Regions from separate parts of the Mus musculus genome. Here region 1 is linked to region 2. Evidence: chromatin loops called from intact Hi-C (ENCODE). Cell type or tissue: heart. All regions are shown on one strand. Each heading gives the region's core, and the rest is flanking DNA. Links, peaks and the distances in the headings are about the cores only.

Region 1 (9,912 bases), core at 3,609-6,108, 310 kb before region 2:
CTGCCCAGTTCTTTCCTTCCTTCCTTCCATCTTTCCTTCCTTCCTTCCATCTTTCCTTCCTTCCTTCCATCTTTCTTTCCTTCCTTCCTTCCATCTTTCCTTCCTTCCTTCCTTCACCCACCCACTCATTCATTCACTCATTCTATAACAGTGGTTGGATCCCTCCTGCTATGGGTCTTATGCTGGCTGCTGGGGACACAGAAACTCAAGGTCACCCCAGGTTGTTTCTTCAATTGTGTTTCAATCATCTGTGTGGATCAATAATCACTGTTTATATTGCATTTTCTCAAGTGAAAGTCATTTACTGTCTGACACTATTGTATGTGGTTTTCCAAGAATGCTAAGGACCTCTTCACCCAACTACAACTTAAATCCTCCTAAGGCCTGGGAAGATCCACATCCTACCTTTTCTAACTCCTTCAGAGGCAAGCAACTAAGTCATTCTGGGTAGAGGGTAGTGTCATGTGCAAAGGCCCTGTGGCCTGGAGCATTTGTGTGTGTGTGTGTGTGTGTGTGTGTGTGTGTGTGTGTGTGTGTGTGTCTATGAGATGGGGGATAAATACAATTCAAGTCAGGGTGGAAGAAATCACATTCTGCTCCTTTGGGGGGAATGGAGAGGAGGAGACAGAACAATCAGTTTCATAGGCCAAGATTAACTAGCTCTATTGCTTTATGGGAAAGCAAAACACAACCAATCAGTCCATAGCCAAAGCCACTGTTGTCTTTTAAGCTATGGATGAGGGGAGGTACCAGATGGAGAACCAGAGAGCCTTTGGGGGTGGAGGAAGAAGGTTCTGTTGAGGCTGAGAGGTAAACCAGGATGTGGGCTTGGATTCTTTAATGGTGGCTTTGGGTCAAGGTCTCCCCCTTCTTATCTTTCTTAGTTCCCCGACTTTCTTTTCCCCTCCTTCCCCCTTTCCTTCTGTCTTCCAAAGCCCCCCTTCTTATTCTCTCTCTCTCTCCTTTTTGTCTCTCAGATATTTAAGAGAGATTAATTCCTACTAAAGATCAAACTCAGGACGCAGGCAGGACTGTCAAAGTCAGGGTTGAGATCCAGAGTCAACTTCAGTGGTCTGGAGGTCAAGGGTAAGGGACAGGAGTGAAGACTGCAAGTCTTCACTCCTGTGGCTTCCCACTTTGCTTTGATTTCTTACTGGTCCCACACAATCAGGGTAGAGAAGGGACCCAGGGGTGTTTGTGACATCCACAACAAGGCAGTAAAGCACTTCCCTTAGAATCCGGAAGAGGTTCAGCGTTAACAAGATCAGTCAGTAGTCTTACAGAGAGTTGGAAATTCCAACTTTTTGGAGCCAGAAGTGTACAGACACCTGGGTCCATGGGTCACTGCTCATTCAAGGTAGAAAAACCCTTCCCCCCACTGCACAGGACTGATGTCAGAAGTTCTGCTTTATCACCTCTGTGCACATTTAAATGAAGCACTTAACCTCTATGAGCCTCCCCTATGCCTTTGGGTGAGCTTGGCCATCTCAGGGCCCTTTATGAATGTGAAACTCGTAGGACAATTGCCAGCCAATCTATGCAAAGTAGGAATAATGATAGCTGCTGCCTATGAGAGATGTGAGTATCAGAATCCAATGGCAATGTGAATAATAGACCTTTCAAATTCTCTTTGAGGCTGTACTACTCAGTGGTTATGGAATGTGAGCCTGGTGTGAATTTTAAAATGATCTCTCTGACACACTAAAACAAAGCAAAAAGAAGTGCACTTTGCTGCTGTAGAACAAATCCAGGCTTCTTGGCTGTGCGCTGGAGGGGTTCTCCATCCCCGCTGGGCAGATAGATGGTGTTACTGTGGTTGCTACAGGGCCAGAGGTACCAGGATCTAGAATAGCACCAGCCCTTTTTGGAAGTGCTGCTTTGGATTTTGATGGAGGTTGTGCGAGGAGGGACTAAGTGGAAGTGATAGCTACTGTGGAGAGGGAGGAAGAAGGAGGGCAGGACGCCCTAGCCAACCACGCATTTGGAAGCCAGACTTCCAGAGGTTTTCAGGCAACGCAGGGAATCTTCTCTAGGGGTCTTGTGAAGATAGCGCAGACCTCAGGGCTACACGAGAAGTCTGGGCAACAAAATGTCCAAAGGCAGGCTTTTGAGGTTTTTCTTGTTTTTCTTTCCAAACGCTACTCCCTCCCCAGTAAAACGCAGGCCCTGGGGCCCTGAAGTCCAAGGGTTTCTGCTTGGTGACTTCCGACAGCCCCTGTTATGTAAGGGGCTGCAAGTCTCCAACTTCTACATGCAGAAAGATGTGGTCACTCACCCAGTACACACACACACCACGTACACACGCACGCGCCTCCTATGTGCCATAAATCTCACTCCTACACTCGCAGAGCAGATCCGCCTACTTGCTCACAAAGCACCTGCAGCCCTCCGGGAAACCGGGAAGAGCCACGCACCTCAGCGCAGGTGCCAGGGCGCCGCCCTAGTCCGAAAGCGCAGGCTGAAAGGCGCGCCGCTGGGTATTTATCAAATTACCCTGATGGCATGGCAGAGATGTCACGAAGAAGGCAGTGTCGAGAGAACCTCATACTTGCTCTTTTGGAGAGTAACTTTTGCTCCTAAAATAAGAGTACCTCAAGGCCAAGTATCTAGGACCCTTCCGAGTCCTTCCATCACTGCGATGTAGTTAAAGGATGATGCAGCAGGGCTTGCTTTGGAGAAAAAAAAATCCTCAAGTATGTATTTAGGCGCTAGGTAGGAACTGTTGGGTACAGGGGCTCTGGCCACTGGCAATCCCGGCTTTCCTTCGGTGCCTGGGCCTCCTGCCTCTTTCCCCTTGCTTCTCCACTTCTTTCAACAACCCATCGAGGTCTTATTGCGCGTTGGGCTCCGAGTTAAAATGCGTCCCTGAACCCTCTCCACCTCCCCTGCCTTTCAGGGTTGGGGGGACCAGTCCTTTGTCCTGTCCTGCTGTGATACCATGGACTGGGAGGAATCCTCACGCGAATACTGAGTCTGCAGTGGCAGCCTGGAGAGAGAAAGGTCATTAGCCCAGGAGTTCCAAAACCATGCAGCAGAGCGCATAGGAATTAGAATGGGGGAGGCTGGACCATTGAAATGGGATAGGCTGCGAGCAAAGGCCTTCAATTGGGGCAACCCTCCTGTTTCACTCTTGCGCCCACCGGAGTGTGGTGTTCTCTCTCTCTCTCTCTCTCTCTCTCTCTCTCTCTCTCTCTCTCTCTGGAAGGAGGGGCTACTCCAGGACGGAAACGGGTTGGGGGGTGGGAAAGTGAACCTAGGAGACGCTGAGATAGCTCATCTAAAGCTCAGAGGAAGAGAGTGGTTACAACAGAGATAGTCACGGGGACAAAGAGGAGAAAAACGGCCGGGACAAAGGCCGAGTCCCCCAAGCCTGAGAGAGTAGCGCTTCTTCTGGAGTTTTACAATTACTGGTCTGGGGCCACAAGAGTCCTCTTCAAGGGCCACATTCTTGAGAAGTGGGGTTTGAGCCCTCCGTGATGACAGAGACACGCGGGAGCAAGCCCTGCTCTGCTGCCCTCCCCGGTGTTCCCAGGAGGGTTTGCAGTGAGGCGCGTACTCGGGAAGCGCTGCGTCTCGGATGACTGGGGGTGGGGGGAGTGGGGCGAGGTTAAAGCTGGAGCCCCATGAGTGTTAAGAGAGTATGCGTGTGGTGGTCGAGCCTGAAACCCCGGTTTGCAGAGACCCGGAACTCTAAACCTGATGGTCTCAACGTCCCCTGGCTGAGCCGAGGTCCGAGAGCGCGCTCTCCTCGCAGGACCGCAGCTGCGACTCTTAGGCGAGAGTCTGTGTCCTCATCGCCCATCTCATCTGTGGGAGGTTCAGCCTAACCGCCCTGGCTCTCTACCTAGGCAGTCGAATCATTTCTGCCGAGAGCGCACTTCTCCAAAGGGCTCGAGATTTCCCCAGCAGTTCACTGATCTAAACCTTTTAGGTGAAGTTTTAGTTAAAATACACCCATTTGGTTAAAATTAGGCTCCTGTGACCAGTCTCTACCCCGCCTTCCCTAAGGATTTAAGAAGGGGGGAAAGGCTTTTCTTATTGATTGGAAGCAAATTTTTCTTTCTGTTAAAAGGGGGGAAAAGGTCTGGTCTGGTTGTCAATGCTGCGGGTCACTAGCCCCCCGTGCGCGGTGTTGGAGGGCAGGTCCTGTGCAGCCAGCAGCTAGGACACACTCACCCAGCGCGCTTTCTGACGCTCATCTTTCCGCGTCCTGAGCTGGGAAGCAAAAAGCGACGTGGGAGCCGGGTCGGATCTCCGGATCCAGCGAATTCGACATCTATTCACTTTTGGGGTCGGGGTCGGGGTCTGAGGAAAGTCCCACATTTCCTGCCCTTCTGGCCCAGGGCAGGGAGTCTCTGTCGGCGCCCAACAGCCCTGTCTGAAAGCCCAGTGTTCTGCCTTCCTCCTCCCGTCTGCGTTCCGGAGAAGTTTCTCATCCGGTAGCCCTGAACCTTCGTCACCTGGCGTTTTCAGTTTAGAATACTGATCTTCCCAGCTCAGGACCTTTCCTGAGAGGAGTAGCCCACAAGCACACCTGGAAGGCTTGCATATGGAATTTCAGAAAAGGTGAGCAGAGAGGGTTAGTGGTTGAGTCCAAAGATGGGGTCGGAGGGCCTGTGCATAGTTCCAGAGGAGTCTGCCCTGGCTTTCAGGCCGCACACAGCCTGCGTTCAGGCCTGGCTTGGCCGGATCAGTTAGCTGGACCTGCACGGGTCCGAGACGCCATCCAAGCCTTCCCTCCCGCAAAGAACAAACCGGTTCAGGGCGCCGTTGCGCACCGTGGCCACTTGGGGTCGCACTTTATGCCTGTTTGAATCTCCTTGCAGCCGTCAGAAGCTTGGATCAGCTTAATCCTTACAAAACGTTCAGACAAAAACAGGGCCGGGTTCCCCAGCATCCCAGAGCCACTGAGTGCACAGACCGGTGTTGGTCTCGGCTCTGAGCCTCGGAGTTGTAAGGTTTCCACACGACTGGCAAGTGAAAGGTATTCAGAGCCTTTGGGCCAACTCTGTTTGTTTGTTTATCTTCTTTGGGAGCGTTTGGGGGTGTGTGTGGGGGGGTGGCGAATGCACGGAGCTGCGAGACCACTGGAGCTCTGTCTTCTGAGCTCAATCACTGAACCGGCTAAGAGAGGAACAGCGTCTCTTGGCCCGAGGAACCTTCCTAGAGGTTAAGAGTTAGATCTGAACAGAACTCTTGGAGCCCCAACCCCGCCCTCCCCCACCGCATACATTAGCGCAGACAGAGCTACCGAAACACAGGCACGCACCACACACATTCACTCGGCCCGCGGCGCCGAGGACACACGGAGCGTCGCCCACTGGGCGGGGGCCGCTTGGGAACAAAGGGCCAGGGAAGCGACATCCCGGGCGCTTATTCTGAGCCTACTTGGGGGTGACACGGGCCGAGGGTGGGAGTGTAAAGAGTATGTAGGGAGGCGTGAGTGCAGACAGCGGGGTGGGAACGGCGGCTTGGTCCAGAAGTGGGGCGCGCACTGAAGGCAAGCGTGCGGGAACCTCGACTCAGAGGGTGTTGGGGGTTGGGACCAGGCGGTCCGTCCCACTCGGCTCCAGCCCTCCTCCAGGCCTCAACGGCTTCGGGGCTCCTCCGGTCTCCAGTCAGCTGACGCGGGGGGGCGGGGGAGCTGTCAGGCACGCCCCGCCCAGCGTCGCTGGGCCGCGGGGGCCGTGCAGCCATTGGCCAACACGCCGGGCCGCTTGGGCCCCCGCGCTCCAGTGACATCAGGAAGCGATAAAAGGCGGCGGCGGCGCCAGCTCCTGCACAGCTGCACCGCCGGGCTGCGAGCGGCTGCAAGCAAGAAAGCCCTAGAGCCAAAGAGTCGGAGAGCGAGCGGCGGGCGCTTGCCCCGCGCCTCCCCTCTGCCCCTGCGCGCACCTCGCCGGCTTCTCTACCCTGCCCCGGCTCGACCTGACTCGTTCCCGGCGCGCTCGCAGCCCCAAGCTCCGGGGCAGCTCAGGCAGCCTCGGGAGGACTCTCCGGCGCGCCGCCGCGTCCCCAGACAAAGGCTTGGCCGGCGGCCCCGGCCCGCTGCGCCCTCGGCTCCCCGCCTCCCCGGCTTGCCGCTCTTCGCCCCCGCGTTTGGCTCGGCGCGTCCCGGCCGGCCGCAAAGTTTTCCCCGCGGCAGCGGCGGCTGAGCCTCGCTTTTAGCGATGGCCGCGGAGCTGAGCATGGGGCAAGAGCTGCCCACCAGCCCGCTGGCCATGGAGTACGTCAACGACTTCGACCTTCTCAAGTTCGACGTGAAGAAGGAGCCCCTGGGGCGCGCGGAGCGTCCGGGCCGGCCATGCACACGCCTGCAGCCTGCTGGCTCGGTGTCGTCCACCCCGCTCAGCACTCCGTGCAGCTCCGTGCCTTCTTCTCCCAGCTTCAGTCCGACTGAACCGAAGACCCATCTCGAGGACCTGTACTGGATGGCGAGCAACTACCAGCAGATGAACCCCGAGGCACTCAACCTGACGCCCGAGGACGCGGTGGAGGCGCTCATCGGTTCGCACCCAGTGCCCCAGCCGCTGCAGAGCTTCGACGGCTTCCGTAGTGCGCACCACCATCACCACCACCACCACCCTCATCCGCACCACGGGTACCCAGGAGCAGGTGTGACTCACGATGACCTGGGCCAGCACGCTCACCCGCACCATCACCATCATCACCAAGCGTCGCCCCCGCCGTCCAGCGCTGCCAGTCCCGCGCAACAGCTACCCACTAGCCACCCGGGGCCGGGACCGCACGCAACAGCCGCGGCGACGGCTGCGGGCGGCAACGGTAGTGTGGAGGACCGCTTCTCTGATGACCAGCTGGTGTCCATGTCGGTGCGTGAGCTGAACCGCCACCTGCGGGGCTTCACCAAGGACGAGGTGATCCGCCTGAAGCAGAAGCGGCGGACCCTGAAGAACCGGGGCTACGCCCAGTCGTGCAGGTATAAACGCGTCCAGCAGAAACATCACCTGGAGAACGAGAAGACGCAGCTCATTCAGCAGGTGGAGCAGCTTAAGCAGGAGGTGTCCCGGCTGGCCCGCGAGAGAGACGCCTACAAGGTCAAGTGCGAGAAACTCGCCAACTCCGGCTTCAGGGAGGCGGGCTCCACCAGCGACAGCCCCTCCTCTCCTGAGTTCTTTCTGTGAGTCCTGGCGGGTCCGGCCCCCGCCCTTGCCCTGGCCCAGACTCCCTATTCTGCGCCCCTAGCCCTGGACTCCCTGTCCCTGCCATGGCCCCGGCCTTGACCTGTTTGACTTGAGCTAGAGGGAGGAAGGACGCGCGGGTCGCGGGAGTCAGGCGGGAGCACGGGCGGGCAGAGAACCTTGGCTAAGAAGAGGGCAGCTCAGGGCGGCGCAGCCTCTTAGACTTGGGCAGAGTTAGAGAAACCCGGGCGGGTGCGAGGTCCGGGAGTAACTTTTCTCCAAGCTGGAAGGCCGCGAGGCTTATTCCAAGGAGTCGCCAAGGCCGTCTGGACACTTCTGGCTCTGAGAACTTTGTGAGTGCCAGGGCCGCCGCTTTGCAGCCCAGGACTCAGTTCGTCCCAGGAAGAGCAGAGGAGAGGAGAGGGACTCTGGAGTCCCCGTGGGCACGAGGCAAGGCTGAGCTAAGGAAGGAAAAACAGACAGATCTGTCTGTCCAGAGTACGGAGAACACTGGCTCTCAGCCGGAGACGCGGGCCTCAGTTAGGACTTTCGGCGCGCGAAGGAAAAAAAAAATCTCATCAGTTTTAATGCCTGCTCGATTATATAGAAAAATACGAAAATCTGCATTAAAAATATTAATCCTGCATGCTGGACATGTATGGTAATAATTTCTATTTTGTACCATTTTCTTGTTTAACTTTAGCATGTTGTTGATCATGAATCATAACCCCCTTGTTTCTTTGGGTGAGAAGGGATGCAGTTCCCAAACTCCTGCGGCTGCGAGCGAGCGAGCAGAGTTTCAGTCGCCGGCCGGCTTGTAGATTACCCGCCCCGGCCAAACCATCTTGAGAAGGTAGCAGCAAGCTGAGTCTTTGTTTGGGTTTATTATTATGCCATTTTTGTTTGTAAGTAAAAATAAAAGAAAGAAAAAACCCACCAAGCCCAACTTTGTCCGGGGAATCCTTGGGATTATCTCTTCGCCCCCCTCGTCCTTCCCACTTCAGTTTTAAGTTTTGTTGAGGGAAAGCTAAGGGAGAGACAGATGCCGAGATCCACATCGTGCAGGAGTGTGTCCTTTATTATTGTTGGGTCTTGGGGCCAAATTGACATACACACACCCACGACTGCTCCTCTACACACACACACACACACACACACACACACACACACACACACACACACACACACACACACGAAGAAAACAAGACAGGCTTTGCGTCCTAAGAAGTCAACCCAGGGCTGGTTTGGAATCCTCTAGAAGAGCGCTAACTGCAAACTCCCTCCCCCCAGGGCTTAGGGTGAAAAGATTTCTTCCACCTCTTGCTACGTGTGATGATCTGAGCTCCCATTGAGCCAAACAGCCATTCTTAGAATGTACTAGAAACCCACACATTGGCAACTAACGCTGCAACTCTCAAGTGTGTCCTTTAGACCAGTGCATTATATGTTTCTCTGCTGTCTGGAGAGCAGGGAGACTTAATGGTGGTGTTCAAGTCCCTTCCGTTGTACAGTAGTTATAGGGGAGGTCTAGGTGTTTTTCTTTACTGTTACTTTCATTTCTGCGGGTCAGTAAGAGGATTCGGTTGCACTGACAATAAAAAAAAAATACCAAAATGAAAGCGGACTTTTTAAAAATCCCCACCTGAATTTGCTGGCACTGCTGGCTGGATGCTTTTTTGTTTGTTTGTTTTGAGTTTGTATTAGTTGATACAATTTACAGTAAATAACAAGATTGTATGAACCGCATGGTGCTTGCAGTTTTAAATATTGTGGATATTCGTCCTGCATCGGAAACGAGCTTTGGTTTTTACTGATTCAACTGTGTTGAAATCAAACTTGCCGCAACGCAACAGAAATTGTTTTTAATTTCATGTAAAATAAGGGATCAATTTCAACCCCCTGCTTATGATATGAAAATATTAAAATCTAGTCTTATTGTAGTTTTAATTCAGACTGGTTTCTGTTTTTTGGTTATTAAAATGGTTTCCTATTTTGCTTATTAAAACCATGTAGATGGTGTTTATTTAGAGGACTCCGTGTCTGCATGACTTTAACTCTCTTGTTTCAAGAGTTGGACATCAAGTTTGGGACATTCTCTGGCAATGAATTCCAAACTCAGGGTGGGCAGATAACTCTCTCCAGGGTATGACTGTGTGTGCTATATGTGAACCTCAAATGTATTCTCTGTTTTCCACCCTAGGTTCAAACCCCAGTCAAGAGTCCATCTGTACGCTGAGAGGGTGCATATCTGAAAGGGACACTCTACAGCGCTTTTGCATTCTGGCTTGGAGATCAGGACTGGGCTGCTAGTTTGCCTGCTGCTGAGGTAGTGGCAGAGGCCAGGAACCAAGAGTTGCAACCTGGACCGAGGAAGCCAGGTCTTTTTTGGAGCCCAGGGCCAGCTAAGCTGTAGTCTTTGCCTTCTTGCCTGGGCGTTTGGGCATTAGGAAGCTTAGAGTCAGGCTGCTGGCTCTGAATTGGGGTTTGCCCTTCTTTTCCCAAGATGGATGGAATCAGGTGATACCTGACAATAGATCTTGGGAAATAGGACCCTCTTGGTAGGAAGCCTGTACTTGGTTATTTCTTTCCAGGTTAGTGTGTTCAGGGTGCACGAGGCCATCAGCCCAAACAAACAAACAAACAAACAGACAAACAAACAAAACAATGGGTACAGTTTGGATTTCAACATCTCCTCAGATTAGAGGCTGGAGGGCCTTGGGTGACTTAGCCTCGTAGCTTTACCAGTAGTTTGAAGATTTCTGATGATGATGAT
Region 2 (9,912 bases), core at 3,296-5,795:
CCAGATGAAGGAGTCTCAGTTTCTCACACTGGGGAAACCCTACTCATCTTTCAAGACCATGGACTTGACTGCTCCGTAGTCTCTACTCCCACAGAGCATGTGCTACCAGTTCACACAGAACCCAACTCCAAAACAAAACAAAACAAAACAAAACCCCACCAACTCTCTCCTTTTTGTCTGTCTTCTTCTGGGCTGGGGAGTATAGGGACAAAGGTTATTTTTAGCTCACTGTCAGTAGCTCAGAGGGAAACTGCACTATGGTAGGAATTCAGGCAACATTGGCTGACTGAGGGGAGGGGTTGTAGAAGGGGGCTTCTATCTGGACAACGGGGAGGCTCTGATTGAATGCAGGGACAGGGCTCAGGGCCTGGGGTTTGGTGACATGACACTTTGAATCTGATCTCCAAAGAGCCTTATTAAGAAAACAGTAAAGCTGAGAATTGCACCAGTGTCTCCAGCAGACTCCCAAGTCCCCACTAATGACTCCTATTATAGCTTTCCATTGCTTCCTGTTTCCCCAAGAAAGTCTCACATTGTCATCCCGGCCTGTTAAACGTTCTGTGGGCCCATTATCAAAATAGCATTTTCAGCTTCATTGAACACATGTAGGAAATGTTGTCGTGTTTAAAAGGAAAAAAAAAAAGAAAAAAAGAGCTCACAACTCTGAGAATAAGCCCAGATTGTATTGGGGTAATTATCTCTTCTCCAATAGCTTTTTGGAAAAGAGGATATTTCTAATTTTTTTTTGGAAAGCTAAGCTGTACATCGAAAAGGCTAAAGTTGTCACCGATTAGATTAGTGACTCAACAATTGAAACTTGACATTCAATTAATTTCTCCTTCCCCCACCTCCTGCTCCGTGCCTCGCAGGACAACCTTTCTTCGTAGTAATAAAGACAGATTGCACACAGGTTTCTGATGGGTGTTTGGTGCAGGGTCATTTCTGACTATGTTTCTGTGGAAGTGGAAAGCAAGCCTGCAAATTTAAGTGGTGAATGGATCCCAAACATGATACTGCGGGGGTTCAGACCAGGGTCACTCCAGATAGAAGGCGTGGCTCAGAGGAATGCATGTGCTGCAAGAGAGAGGGGACCAAAGGGACTGGAGAGGCCCAGCTGTAGAAGTGCATCTTTGGTTCATCATCAGCTGCTTAATGACCATTGTCTGAAGCTCTCAGTGTGATACCTTTAACAATACCTCTGCAGTCAGAAGGGCTAGAGGCTGAAGTCCAGCTCTGCCATTAATCAGAAGCACAGTGAGTGCATCACTACTATTTTTTGCAAGCTTTGTTATCCTCACCTGCAAATTCTGGATGGAGACATTAGCCTCATTCATTGTTAGTTTTTCCTTCCTTACCTATCCCCCCCCAACCCCCTCCTATACAATCTAGAGCAGAAGACCTGGCCTGGGTGGCTCGGGATGCTCTGACACCAGTGAAGAAGTGAGGCTATGTCATATAATGACAAACAAATGGCTTTTAGGGACACAGAGGGAGCACAAACACTGGTCAGCCTTTCAAAGCCAAGGGAGGCTTTCTAGAGGTATGCTAAGCAAGTTGCCAGGAAAGAAGGGCAGGCATTTCTTAGTGATAAGTAGAGAGGGCTTATGGCCAAAGGGCCAAATGACAAAAGTGTCATTTCAAGGGCATGTGAGGAAGTTGAAGGTAGAGAAGAAGGTTGACTTCAGTCCTAGGTTGACATCCATATTATATAATAAGGGCTACTCAGACTCCCGCGGACTTTGGATTGCCTGGATACTTTATTAAGCAGTTGTAGCTTGAACTGTGAGAGAAATGTAAACAGAAGCCTCAACAGGATACCCTCTCATATCTCTTAGTGTGGTGCCACTATCATCAAAAAGGTAAGGATAAGCAAGGCTGGCAAAGACAGGGAAAAAAAGAAACATTTGTCCACTATTGGTGCCCATGTAGGTAGGTACAACATTATAGAAAAAAATATGAAAATCTCTAAAGATGTAAAAGGCAGGACTACTATATATCCAGCAAAACCTCTGCTTGGTGTGGCCCCAATGAATATTAAGTCAGCAGCACATAAAAATATCTGATCCCACATGTTTACTGTAGCATGACTCACAATACCCAAGGTATTCAAACAGCATAAATATACATCAATAGATGAATGGGTTAAGAGAATGTAGTGTAGCTATCTGTGGATAATGCATTGTTAGTCATCCTTATAAAAGAAAGAAATCCTGTCATTTACAGCATGGAGGAGCCTAGAGGACATGCTAAATAATGCAGGCCAGATATAGAAAGACACATATAACAGGACCACCCCCCCCTTATATGTAAAATCTTAAAATAACAAACAAATGCATAGAAAAGGGGTAGAAACATGTGACTGGATAACTTGGGAGTAAAAGATGGAAGTCACTAGGTATAGCCAGTAACACAGGTCTAGAGAGCAAACAGAACACAAGGTCAGCGTAGTCACTAATACCGTAGCTCACAGGGAGGAGTTCCTCAAGGAGTAGATTTTAGGAAACCATGCAAAATGATGGAGATGCTAATTTGCACGAGTGGATATTTGTTGTCCCTGTATATGTATATCCAAATACCATGCAGTAGACCCTAAACATATGAAAGCAGGTATCCTGGAACAGGACCCAGCTAGTCTGGTTTCCAGCAACTCTTGAGAACAGAAGGTAATCAGAAAAATAATGGAGACATAGGATTACAGGAGGCAGAATGAATGCAAAGTAACAGCTTAGACTATGTCTTCCCTGGGTTGGGGTTGAGTCTTAAGCCTCAGAATATTGGGTCCTCCTATCCAGAATGGACTGAAAGTGTAGAAGCTGGGGAAAGAAAAGCCAAGAAGTGGCTTTAACTTTAACCCTGATCAAAGATGCTGTTGACTGGAGCACTGGGCAAAGATGAGGGGAGAAACCACCAGCCTGATAGTGTGCTTAAGCTGTGGAGGATGGCACCTGTTTTGTGAGATAACCAGAGCTTGTGCTTGGAATCACCTTTGTCTTTGGTGTGGTCACGGATGGGAAACTGTGGACAACCCGCAATTAAAGATATGGATGGAAGAAAATGTTAGGAAACATATCAGGCAGTGGAGGTATCAGAGATAAAGTTGAGCCTGGTCTCATGGTTGGCCAAAGCTACAAGACAGAATTTATCTTTCAGACACTGTAACATGGCTGCTTCTTAGGAGTACTCAGGTCATCCAATGGCAGCCTCTCTAACCCAGATCCAGCCTCTCATTCAAGAACAGTTCATGTTAGAGAACATTTTGCTTTCTCACTGACTTTGGGAAAGTTGCCTTATATCCCCAAGCCTCGGTCTTCCCCTCTGATAAATGCCAAGGTGGACATTTCCTGGATAAATGAGAGTGGACACTATTGCATTTCCTTCAGGGTAGATATCCAGTGGGTTCCAGAGAAGCCAGGGCCCTTTTCATTTAGAGGAGGAGGCTCTTTGGTTGGTTGGAGTTAGTCATATTGTTCTTACGGGGGAACCATACTAATTAGAAGAATCCACTAGAGGTTTCTGGCAAGGAGTAGCATGAGCAGCAGAGAAGCTTAAAAGCAAAATGAGCAGTGTTCTGGGTGGATGTCTGTGTCGTTGTGTGGTTTGCGTGAAGTCACAGTGAATAATAATTGGCTCCTTCATGTTTTCCAGCCTGGATGACAACCAAGAAGGTGGGAACAACCACTCAATATCAGAGGCAGCCCACAAACTTGTGCCACAGACTCTAAAACAAGCACGAGCTCACACTGAGCCCTGACAAGTGTCCCCATCAGCTGGTAGTGATGATCACTAGCTTGCTAGAGTGTAGTAGGGAGAGGGGGAGAGGCCAGACAGAGACATGTAGTCCTGGGTCCTATATGGCCTCAGAGGTTGTATGCAGGAATGGGTCTGATTTTTGTAAGCACAGTGGGAGCTCACTGAAGAGTACAAATAAGGATATTCTATGATCAGCTCTATAAGCAGGCAGCGGAATGAAGAATGGAAAAAAATGAGATAATCCATGCCAAGGGCTTTCCTCAGACCTGGGCTATAGTAAATGCTCAGGAAACACTATCTAGTTGATGTCATGGATCTGACAGCTGCCAGGTATTAGCTCAGCCAATGGGCCTTAGGTACTTCCTTCTAACAAAGGGATGGAGGTGTGCCAAACCTGCCTTAGCCTGGCAACTTTTCATAAGCCAGCACTGGGTACTTAAAAGTGTAGCTCAGTCAGGCTTGACATAGAAGCAAACAGACCCTTCTAAGACAAAGGATCAGGCACTTTGTTCCTGAGTGGTGAAGTTGAGGTTGGGAAGGTATAGTTGGGAGGAAGTCCCAGCAGGGAGGCTGTGCCCTCTAGTGGGGTAGGGAAGAGGAGATGTTATTTATTGGTTTTGCCCCAGAGACCTCAGTTCACAGCACTTCTGCTGTCCTGGGCAACTTTAACATCCACGTGTCAGGATTTCTGCTGGGTGCGTCTAAAGTGTGAGCACATAGAGAGTATGAAGCATGGGATATCTAGGCACTAACGAGGAGGGATACTAAAAGGGTTGCAGTCTCCTTAGTGGATTAGAGGCTCCAGTGGGGGAAAAATAGCTGATCCTATGCTGTGATGCTGACAATATCTGTCTCATCTTGCTCCAGCAATATAAACAGAAGACAGTCTTCAGTTGATACCCAAACCCCAGGACAGTACCATAAGCTTCTTGCTGCTCTGTTTATCCTCAAAACTGACTGGTCCCATGTCTCACACAGTCAGGGATTCTTCCTCTGACATGCTCTGTAGTTGTTTGATACAGCTGTTGAGAGAATTAAGCTTAAGAATGTTTGGGCCTGGCTCAGACCAGTGTGCAGATTAATGACCCTTTGAAAAGATGATGTATGTGGAACACTTTTGCAGTACGCCTGGTATATAAAGGGTACTCAGCAAACTCCCAGGAGAGGTAAGCTGTTATGTATCAATGTCAATGAAACAAGAATAGTGATCTTGAGTGTTTAGTAGAGCCCACGAGGATCGTGTGAAAGGCAGGCTCCTGCTGTATCCTCTCTTCACATTCTGATTCAGTACATCATAAGTGGGAATATGGTCAGCAATGTTTTAATACCTTCTAAGTGATTCTGATATAGGCGCTCCCTTTGGATTAATTTTCAAAAGTACGTGGGACGAGTGGGTAGGCTACGTGGTGCAGAGAGCTCGACAACCTGGGCTAAGATAACTCGTGCTGAAAAAATGATCAAGCATGAGAGGCCTAAGTCTGGACCATGAAGTAGGGGTTACAGAGAAGAGCAGAGCGGTTTCGGGAGTGGAAACAGCTTTGTGTGGAGCTGATGGTATTAGAGAGAAGGACATTATATGTTTCTGATATTCCATGCCTTCATAGCAGGGACTGGTTCATGTCCCCATACATTACATGAAACAGTTCCTTCCTCTGCTCTAAGAAGCTTTAACGTCCAGACCATCTGTAACCTCCTTTGAGAATCCCACTATCTACTCACTTGTGTGACTTAGTTGCTCTACAATCCCCACAATGATGATTTCCTTCATTAGTTCAGTGACCAAGGGCTAGAGTAAATGAGGCACGTCGTCAGGGACAGTGAAGGAAAGGATTTTTTGTTTGTTTGTTTTTTGTTTTGTTTTGTTTTCAGAATAACTAGCAGACAAATCAATGTTAAGGATGTTTCTTAAAGAGGGAGAAAGGATGGGGTGGGGAGAGAAAGGAAGGGAGATGGAGAGGCAAGTCAGTAGAAAGAATGAAAGGGCAGATTGATATCATCAGCCTTTACTTCATTTATGACTACATTGCATGCTTTATTCTCACAAAACAGAGCAACCACTGTTCAAAAAAGCAAGAAGATTGAAATCTGGATGTGAAGAAAACTGACAAAGGCCACATTACCCATGTAAGCAACACCTGAGATTTGAATCCAACTCTTTTGGATTGGTACTGTGTCTCCCACACTGAGTATCACACAATGAAGGGTGTGTGTGTGTGTGTGTGTGTGTGTTCACCATGCAGTCATGCCAGATACACTTGTGTTTTGTAACATTGAGCCCTTTAGGGCCATGATCTTTTCCATACCAAGCTCTTAAGAACATACTAACCTTCCTGTTTAATTTCATTCCTAAGATCAGACCTCTCTATTAGCCTATCCAAAATTAACTTGTTCTAGAACCCAAGGAGATTTATTTCCAGTGGCTATTCCATTAGAAAATCTTGATATCCTGGCTATCCCACCAAGGGAAATAAATTGAAAAGGAAAGAAAAGAAAAAGACAACTATAGTATTGAATAGTGTTTCTCTAAACCCAGATTGTGGAAAAAGTAGATATGAAGAAGTAGGCAAGCTGTATTTGTAGGGAGAATGAATAGGAATAACAAAATGAGTATGATAGTACTTGCTAGTTTTTGAGTACTTCCCATTAGTTAAGGACTTAGGACAGTAATAACACATTACTTCCTTTCCCCTTCACAGCAGCTTTGTGTTGTTTACAGATGAAGAGGCCAAGGCATAGGAAGCTAAGAACCTTGTTTCAGAAACTTAGCCAATTAGAGCTGGTTAAAAGTGAGGAGTAAGACCCTGGGTGGTTCCTGAGTCTTCATCACGTGACCACAGCACCTGCAGGGTCTGAAGGAGCTGGCCCCTTCACGTGACATAGAGCTGCGGTCATTTCCCTTCTACTGCTGCTGCTTAAAGGTTGGGGGCTCATGGGCTGAGATAAAGACTCTGATTCTGGCACCACTACAGTTTATTTGGAAATTACTCACCATTTCTCTTCAGCAGTGGCCACACCCTTTCTTACTGTCAGGAATGAAGAGTCCACATCTGGACGCTAGGAGAGGAAGTTGCTTCACACAGGACATGAGTGGGCAGTAGTTCTTGGGGGACCCAGGGATCAGTAATTGAGGGATCCCATCCTTCCGTTTCTTCTCTTCTGCCTTCATGATTTGATAATAGGTAAAGGAAAGGGTGTTGGGTGTACCCCCTGAGAGGAGCCTAATGGGCTCTCTCGTGAATGGTGGATTCACCAGTGGCTTTGAGGAACACCCAGTTTAAATAGCAGCAAACACAGTCTAGGGCGATCGAGGAAGTATATTTATTTGACTCGATGTTGAGTCTCCACCAGGATCGTGTGACTTAGCATCAGTGATGGGGACCAATGAAGAAGCAATCAGCTGGCAACAAGAAGGCCGATGTGTTCTCCTGAAATAAATGGCCAGCTCAGTACGAATCTTTCTCATACCTCAACTCCTCCAGCTTTTTCTTGTTGGCTTGTAGCAAGTGCTGAATCAACTGGGTTTCATATAGACCTCTATGGAAAGCCAAAAGAACAAAAACATATTATGAAGCCGAAGAGACATATTTCTTCTAGAACCTTAGATTTTTAAAAAAGATATATATTCAGGGCAAGACCTTGGTTAGAATGTTTAGGAAAACATCAACAGACTTACTTGTGGTTCAAAATGAAGGCCAGTTTACTGAATGGCATGGGGATCTCAGACTTACTGTGTAGTTTTCTGTATTAGAAGGGTGTGCATGACAGTTGACTTTCTTCTGGCCGGAACAAACACACAGAACTCTAGGCAGGCTGCTGTAAAAATGGATGGTGACTCCTATAGATAGATCCATAATACCTGAGAAGACTCACATCGAGGTCATCTCTAAGAACCTTGTTAGAGATGCAGACTCTTGGACCCCAGCTAGGACATTTTGAATAGGCATCTGCATTTTAACAAGCTGTCCAGGTGCTCTGTATGCACATGGTAATTTGAGACATGCTGATGCAGATGTCTTTTGCTTTCCCCATCTCTCAGGTTTGAATGAAAGTTTCCATCTAAAATTAAGTTACAGACCTCTCAGGGAACCACCCGGCCTGGACATTTCAGAACTTTGGTGCTGATCTCACTGCTTGTCAAAGGACTGGCAGAGGGAGAGGAACGGCCGGCCGCCATTGCCGTGACTGTGACTCTTGATCCTCTTATTTGCGACATTAGAAATTGTTGATCAGATGCGTCTTGGGCAGGAGGAGGATTTGCATCAGAGGTAAGCAGAGGTAGCTTCACCCTGGGACTGTGGCTTAGCCACATCTTGTTAACACTGCTGACAGAGCACTCTTGCTTTGTGAAGCGCTGCTGCTGTGGACTCGGAATCTGAGTTTCCTCTTCACCCTTCCATGGATCATGAAAGGAGACAGAGAGAAAAGAGAATTGGCTTTTGATGTGGTGGGGTCTAGATAGTCTGATAAGGAAGGGAGATTAAAGGGCAGAGTCTAAATGCCAGAGACCTAAGAGTAGTGAAGAGGTTGAGAGGGAAATATTTATCTTAGGGAGGTGCTGGGTAACAAGGCATGGAGAGTCTTCCCTCTGGGATTAAAGGGTGTTAAGTGCCTAAAACCCATGTTAGGTTGGGTTTCTGTGATCTGGTCTAATTATGAGCAAACACGTGCAATTGCCCATGCCCTGAGCTCTTCCACGAGAAGGAATATGACTGCTTTCTTCTAGCACCTTCTCTCGTCTGTTGGAGCAATGCCAAGTCCCAGCCATGGATCCTGACTTCCATAGAATCCATCCAGAAGTTTTCAATCTGTAGATCTGTATTGGAATTCTTTATTCCCAAAAGGTATTTTCAAGTCCTGGTCTCCAGCATCTAGAAATGGAACTTTATTAGGAAGCAGGGTTTTTACTGGTATAATCAAGTTTGGAGGAAGTCAAGGGGTGAACTCTCTAACCCAGTGACTGTTGTCCTTATTGAGAGAAGGTCATGTGACAGTGGAACTAGGAACAAGAGTGATACAACTACAACTGAAGAAATACCTAGGACTGGTGGTCCTCATCAGAAATTACAGGAAGGCATAGAATGCTTGATGTTGGACCTATTGCTCTTGGGACACTTTTCCTTCTACTGGGGTGCCTCACCTGGCCTTGATGTGAAGGTTGGTGTCCATCCAGTCTTATGGTCTCTCATCGTGTTGCATTCAGCGGATGCTCATGGGAGGCCTGCTCTTAATCGTGGGGGGGGGGGGAAGGGGGAAGTGGAAGGAACTTGGGGAGGAGTGAGGGGAGAGAAAGCTTTGGTCAGATGTATTATATGAGAGACAAATAAATAAAAATTAAAAAAAATTACATCTCCGCCATTTCACATCTGAGCAAAGGATCTTCCAAGATCAAACAAAGCTACATCTTCGGAGGGGTGTCATCACCGAGGAACCTGCAGTCAGTCCAGTGTGTAGACTGTGGAGTAATTGTGATGTGTGACCCTAACCACACCAGTCCTTGGGGCCATTCTCTCTGCCTATCAGTCTGCACAGCCAACCTTGCCTGGGCCACCTCACAAGGCTCCTTGCAACTGAGTTTTGAAGGAGCTCCATTCTTGAAGGCCTTGGGTTCTCCTCAGCTAGCCAGAGGAAAAAGTTACTTTTGGTTTTCCAGCAATTTCCCCTATTCATGATTTTGCAATTGCAGAAGGCAGCCTGCTGTGCATTTGCATAGCCGCTTCACCCCTTCTCCTTCAGGCTCTGTAGGCCACTGTGCACCCTCTACTCAGGACTCAGAGAGCCGCTGCCCCCCTCCACAACCCCCCCCCCCAGATGCCTCCTGTGGCTCCTACACCCTCCCCAGGAGATCACCCTTAGCTCTCTCCAGAGCTGTGCTTCATTGGCTGCTGGGCAAAACTCAGTCTTGCTGTAAATTCAGTGGCTGCCTGCGTGTGTGTAATTGGGTTGGATTTACATTAAGAGGGTTCCCTGTGGTGAAAACCACACTGCTATTTCCAATCCGAAGCTGCATAAAACATTCAATTTTCTAAGTATCTGTCAGCTGTTAGTGCTGTGAGAAATGCAGTCCACCGGGATGGATGCGAGGCTCCCCTCAGTTCCTTAACCACCACCACCTCCGGATTATTTGTGCTAACAGAGGGGATAATATGATATGGTGGTGGATAA

What was found. A loop is a pair of places that touch in the nucleus more often than their neighbours do. Peaks named below come from ENCODE experiments on the same cell type or tissue, not always from the same donor. Only the 100,000 strongest peaks of a DNase experiment are listed, where the experiment ranks them.
Region 1: a loop joins it to region 2, with 11 times the contacts of the local background. A loop is called at or near these places in 15 of 42 quality-filtered maps.

What each region holds. Positions count from the first base shown.
Region 1 is chr2:160,362,935-160,372,846 of GRCm38, reverse strand. Mafb (v-maf musculoaponeurotic fibrosarcoma oncogene family, protein B (avian)) reads left to right here and starts at 5,782. Exons shown (of 1, transcript NM_010658.3): 1 at 5,782-9,170. The coding sequence starts at 6,171. The coding sequence ends at 7,142. In heart, for the core only: a CTCF peak has its summit at 4,786 (motif pointing right); DNase peaks (open chromatin) are centred at 4,816 and 5,696; H3K4me3 peaks cover 2,500 bases; H3K27ac peaks cover 1,520 bases; H3K27me3 peaks cover 1,154 bases.
Region 2 is chr2:160,057,165-160,067,076 of GRCm38, reverse strand. No RefSeq gene overlaps it. Among named protein-coding and RNA genes, the nearest start is that of 9130015L21Rik, 45 kb to the right of the region's middle. In heart, for the core only: a CTCF peak has its summit at 4,326 (motif pointing left); no DNase peak of the experiment used is centred there.